Linked DNA regions of Homo sapiens: region 1 is linked to region 2. Evidence: chromatin loops called from intact Hi-C (ENCODE). Cell type or tissue: ascending aorta. All regions are shown on one strand. Each heading gives the region's core, and the rest is flanking DNA. Links, peaks and the distances in the headings are about the cores only.

The links. A loop is a pair of places that touch in the nucleus more often than their neighbours do. Peaks named below come from ENCODE experiments on the same cell type or tissue, not always from the same donor. Only the 100,000 strongest peaks of a DNase experiment are listed, where the experiment ranks them.
Region 1: it touches region 2 in a loop (4-fold over the local background); 26 of 110 quality-filtered maps call a loop at or near these places.

What each region holds. Positions count from the first base shown.
Region 1 is chr10:32,206,349-32,209,269 of GRCh38, forward strand. No RefSeq gene overlaps it. Among named protein-coding and RNA genes, the nearest start is that of EPC1, 140 kb to the right of the region's middle. RefSeq lists enhancers at 1,153-1,447, 1,193-1,487. In ascending aorta, for the core only: a CTCF peak has its summit at 1,330 (motif pointing left); a DNase peak (open chromatin) is centred at 1,313.
Region 2 is chr10:32,041,219-32,044,139 of GRCh38, forward strand. The region is part of intron 2 of KIF5B (kinesin family member 5B); the gene reads right to left. Among named protein-coding and RNA genes, the nearest start is that of KIF5B, 14 kb to the right of the region's middle. In ascending aorta, for the core only: no CTCF peak of the experiment used is centred there; no DNase peak of the experiment used is centred there; H3K4me3 peaks cover 1,115 bases; H3K27ac peaks cover 2,206 bases.

The sequences.
Region 1 (2,921 bases), core at 92-2,591, 170 kb after region 2:
TAGGAGATTGAGACCATCCTGGCTAACACAGTGAAACCCCGTCTCTACTAAAAATAATTCAAAAAATTAGCCAGGCGTGGTGGCAGGTGCCTGTAGTCCCAGCTACTTGGGAGGCTGAGGCAGGAGAATGGCGTGAACCCGGGAGGCAGAACTTGCAGTGAGCGGAGATCGTGCCACTGCACTCCCAGCCTGGGCAACAGAGAGAGACTCAGTCTCAATTAAAAAAAAAAAAAATTAGCAAGATTCTCTGATTTTTGGAAGAGGAGAGGGTTTAAACATTATACCGGCCTGTCTCATTGCACATCTAGGGATACCCCAGGGACCATAACAATGCAAGGTGAGTGTCCTTTGCCATCCTCTGGCTTTTGGCCTTGTCCTACCCCAGATGTTTCTTGTCCTCATTCTGACTGCAAGTTGCAGTGAGCCCTTCATGGAAACCCAGATTTCCATGTTTGAATCCATCTTTCTTCCTTCCCTTGTAACCAAACTATAAAATACTCTAGTGTCCTAATTCAAACTTTAATGATTGGCAATGGCTTATCTCCTATCATGGAGTGAATGTCTGTGTCTCCCCCAAATTCAGATGTTGAAATTCCAACCCCCCCATGTGGTGGCATTAGAAGGTGGAGCCTTTGGGAAGTAATTAGGTCATGAGGGTGGAGTCCTCACAAATGGGATTGGTGCCCTTGTAAAAGGGACCCTAGCTCTTTCACCCTCTTCCCGCCATGTGAGGATACAAGAAGTCAGCGGTCTGCAACCTGGAAGAGGACCCTCACCATATCCTGGTCTGCTGGCACCTTGATCTTGGACTTCCAGCCTCCTGAACAAAAATAATTTCTGGTGTTTATAAGCCACTCAATTTAGTGATAGTAACCCAAACAGACTAAGACATCACCCTTGAGATTATTTGCATTTTAATAGAATACAATACCTTACCTTAAAAAAGTTCACTGTAAACCCTGGACCCAGGGAGATAGGATTGTGCAGAGGATGTCTTCCAGAAAAAGCACATTCCCAGAGCAGTAACCAGGACCTGAACCTTCTCTAGTTACAGTTCAACCACGTTGGAAAATCTAAAGCAATAGTTCTCAATTTACCAGCGCTTCAGAATGCCCTGGAGTGATGTAAGGAGGTGGGGGGAAATTAATGAGGTGGTGGGGAGCGGTGGGAAGACCCAGGGGTAGCACACTGTGCTATTGGTTATGGGTAACCTGAAATATTTACATTCTTTAGGATGAAGCTAAGGTGCTCTTGGCACCCTTCAAAGCATTGTGGGTGCCCTGACAGCGTGGAAATTTCCCCAGCCTCCTTTGTGGCAGCCCAGCAGCCCCACCTGGTGGGTTATGGAGGTAGAGGCAACAGGTCAGTTTTTTAAGTAGGAGGCCTGTTTGCTTGAATGGAGACTGAAATCCTAATGGGCTTGGGCAGGTGGTATTTTAATCTGTACTTAATTCTCTAGGCAGTTTGCAATGGGTTTTTATTTATTTATTTATTTATTTATTTATTTATTTATTTTTATTATTATACTTTAAGTTCTAGGGCACATGTTCACAACGTGCAGGTTTGTCACATATGTATACATGTGCCATGTTGGTGTGCTGCACCTGTCAACTCATCATTTACAATAGGTATATCTCCTAATGCTATCCCTCCCCCCTCCCCCCACCCCACGACAGGCCCCAGTGTGTGATGTTCCCCACCCTATGTCCAAGTGTTCGTTCTCATTGTTCAATTCCCACCTATGAGTGAGAACATGCGGTGCTTGGTCTTCTGTTCCTGTGATAGTTTGCTGAGAATGATGGTTTCCAGCTTCATCCATGTCCCTGCAAAGGACATGAACTCATCCTTTTTTATGGCTGCATAGTATTCCATGGTGTATATGTGCCACATTTTCTTAATCCAGTCTATCACTGATAGATATTTGGGTTGGTTCCAAGTCTTTGCTATTGTGAATAGTGCCGCAACAAACATACGTGTGCATGTATCGCTATAGCAGCATGATTTATGATCCTTTGGGTATACGCCCAGTAATGGGATGGCTGGGTCAAATGGTATTTCTAGTTCTAGATCCTTGAGGAATCATCACACTGTCTTCCACAATGGTTGAACTAGTTTACAGTCCCACCAACAGTGTAAAAGTGTTCCTATTTCTCCACAGCCTCTCCAGCACCTGTTGTTTCCTGCCTTTTTTTTTTTTTTTTTTTTTTTTTGAGATAGAGACTCGCTCTGTCACCCAGGCTGGAGTGCAGTGGCGCAATCTCGGCTCACTGCAAGCTCCGCCTCCCGGGTTCACACCATTCTCCTGCCTCAGCCTCCCGAGTAGCTGGGATTACAGATGCCTGCCACCATGCTTGGCTAATTTTTTGTACTTTTTAGTAGAGACGGGTTTCACCATGTTAGCCAGGATGGTCTCAATCTCCTGACCTCGTGAACCACCCGCCTCGGCCTCCCAAAGTGCTGGGATTACAGGCATGAGCCACCGCGCCTGGCCATTTCCTGACTTTTTAATGATCACCATTCTAACTGGTGTGAGATGGTATGTCATTGTGGTTTTGATTTGCATTTCTCTGATGGCCAGTGATGATGAGCATTTTTTCATGTGTCCGTTGGCTGCATAAATGTCTTCTTTTGAGAAGTGTCTGTTCATATCCTTCACCCACTTTTTGATGGGGTTGTTTGTTTTTTTCTTGTAAATTTGTTTAAGTTCTTTGTAGATTCTGGATATTAGCCCTTTGTCAGATGGGTAGATTGCAAAAATTTTCTCCCATTCTGTAGGTTGCCTGTTCACTCTGATGGTAGTTTCTTTTGCTGTGCAGAAGCTCTTTAGTTTAATTAGATCCCATTTGTCAATTTTGGCTTTTGTTGCCATTGCTTTTGATGTTTTAGCCATGAAGTCCTTGCCCATGCCTATGTCCTGAATG
Region 2 (2,921 bases), core at 218-2,717:
TATGAAAGACTCCATCAAAGTTTAGTACATAAAGGATTTATAAAGACATTAAAGGAAATATATAACAACAGTAATTTTCTTAGTGATGACCCATCTAAGCAATTTTCTCTGGACCCAGACTGCTTTCTGTGGTTAATTAAGAAACAAATTTTAAATTCCACTGCTTATAATAAAGAATCTCTTGTATCAGTGTACATCTCAAATGTCATTACATCTACACTCCAAAGCTTTATGTGACCAAAAAGAAAAAAAATCCTCTGCCAATTTACATACAGATGAGATTTTAGAAACAAGACTAATTGATGGTTAATTAGTAGCTAATCCTCACAAACCCCGACCTTCCTCTTTATCCTACCCACAAAGTGTAACACTCACTCCTACCTCAAAATCAATTACCAAGAAGTTCCTATGAAAAAAAATGTTATGAGACAGGGTCTCCCCTCTGTTCAGAGTGCAATGGCACAATCATAGCTCACTGGTCACTGCAGCCTCAACCTCTTGGGTGTAGTAAGCTGCCTGCTTCAGCTTCAAGTAGCCAGGACTAGAGGCACATGCCACCAGGCCTGGCTAATTCTAAAAAAAATTTTGTAGAGACAGGGTCTTGCTATGTTGCCCAGGCTGATCTCAAACTCCTGGGCTCAAACAACCCTCCTGCCTCAAGCCTCACAAAGTGCTGGGATTACAGGCCTAAGTAAGCCCCTGCACCTGACCCTCCTATGAAATTTTTTTCTAGCCTCTGACATTAACATTTAAATATATTCTTTTATTAGGTCAAAGGGGGGAAAAAGGCAATCCTTTGATTTCTGGCTTTCGAGGATTTTGTTTGTTGTTTGTTTTTGGTGACAAGAAAGGTACTATGAAATTACATTCTATTCTAGAGGAAGCCAAAACAAAAAGAGAAGCCTCTGTTGGAAACAGCATATAACAGTGAAAAGTAAACTAATAAGCAAGCCAATCCTTGTTTTTATTCATTATTTTAAAAAGAAAAAAAAACCCCAACATGGGCACAACTAAGTGGATAACAGATTTCCTACAGAAACATTTATTAATGAGAAAAAAAGACATCATTACTAACTTCCCTGGGAAGATTTTAAGAGACTCCAAACATTTGAAACTTTCCTTCAAAATCTTTTTATTTTTGAGAAGGAAAGCAAAATTATTTCATGTATCACATTTACCTCTTCCTCTAACCCAATTCCACAACGCACCCCCAAAATATCTGGGTAAAAGTCTCATCCTATGTGTTCTTACAGTATCTGCATTTAATCATAACACTTACCAATGAGTATTCGATCAATTTACCTGTCTGCTTTACTCACTAGCCTGTCAACTCAAAGTCAGGACCGTGTTTAACTCCTAACACAGTGCCTGGCACTCCAGAGGAACTCAAATGCTTGCTGAATATTTATTACCATCATCAATGTACAGCATCTTTCTAAAGCCTCCCTCACCCTTTTAAATATACTTTTGCCATTCCTATGAGAAACAGAGGTGGACAACTCTGAACAAGTATTACTTCTTTCATACTGTATCAACAGAAAAAACATATTTAGGTAGTGAGATAACAGCACATCACGTTGTAGAAAGTCACTTTGTATCTCCCTGAACTTCAGCCTCCCCAGCAAAATGACTACTTAGGCAAAAGCTCTGAGAATTAGAAGTCATCATATAAAGTTACTATTAACATCTGAGAGCTTACAATGAGTCAGGTTCTAACCATTTTTTATATATTATTGTATTTAATCATCACAAAACCCCGTGCACGGTACTATTAGTTTTTTGTTTTTGAGACAGAGTCTTGCTCTGTCACCCAGGCTGGAGTGCAGTGGCGCAACCTCGGCTCACTGCAACCTCGGCTCACTGCAACCTCCGCCTCCCAGGTTCAAGCAATTCTCGTGCCTCAGCCTCCCAAGTAGCTGGGATTACAGGCATGTGCTACCATGCCCGGCTAATTTTTTATTTTTAGTAGAGACAGGGTTTCACCATGTTGGCCAGGCTGGTCTTCAACTCCTGACCTCAGGAGATTCGCCCACTTCGGCCTCCCAAAATGCTAGGATTACAGGCGTGAGCCACTGCGCCCAGCCCGCACTGTACTATTATTAGTCCCATTTTATAGATGAGAAAACTGAGACACAGAGAGGTTAAATAACTTGCCTGTAACTCCACAGCTAGTAAGATGAAGCTGAGACGCAAATGCAAATAGACTTGGTTCCAGAGACCTGCTCTTAACCACTGTACTATATACTCAAGGAGCAGAGGAACCAAAATAAATACAAGGTAGGCTACATCTGGAAAAACCAAAGGTGAATACAGCGGCAGAGAGTTCAGGTCAGGAAGCCATGGTGGAAAAAACAGGAAATCTACAAAGACCTGATGAGATGCTTATCATATAGTGGGCAATGAATAAATAGCTACTTAACACAAGGGAAACAAATCACTCAGATTCAGAATTCAAGAGAATACAAGTGGATAAACCTTATTCAAAAGTAACAATTGTATCTAACAAATCTACAGATAGGGAATGTTAATAGCCCTACATAAAATCAAGTTATAAACTTGTCCAGATAATTATGAGCCAGTGCATTCTCAGTGAACTTGTCGGGGACCCAGAGAGTACTATCTGCTTTCAGGTCATTACTGGCAACTTGCTCATCAAATCCCTATCTCAAAAGAAATCCCAGCTGGCCCATCATTCTGCTGATCTTTGCCTACCAACAATTTCTAACCATGGCTTCTCATCCAATCTGTTTAACAATGATTGTCCCAAGTACAACCTACCATGTATTTAATTGCTTTCCTGTCCTCACACCTCCCTAGGTACCCACGACCTACCCCTACGCCATCTTTCTCCTTAAATATGTGTATTTATTGGTAACTCTGCCACATTCATATCCTTGTCCAGGACAAGTCCCACCAGCTAC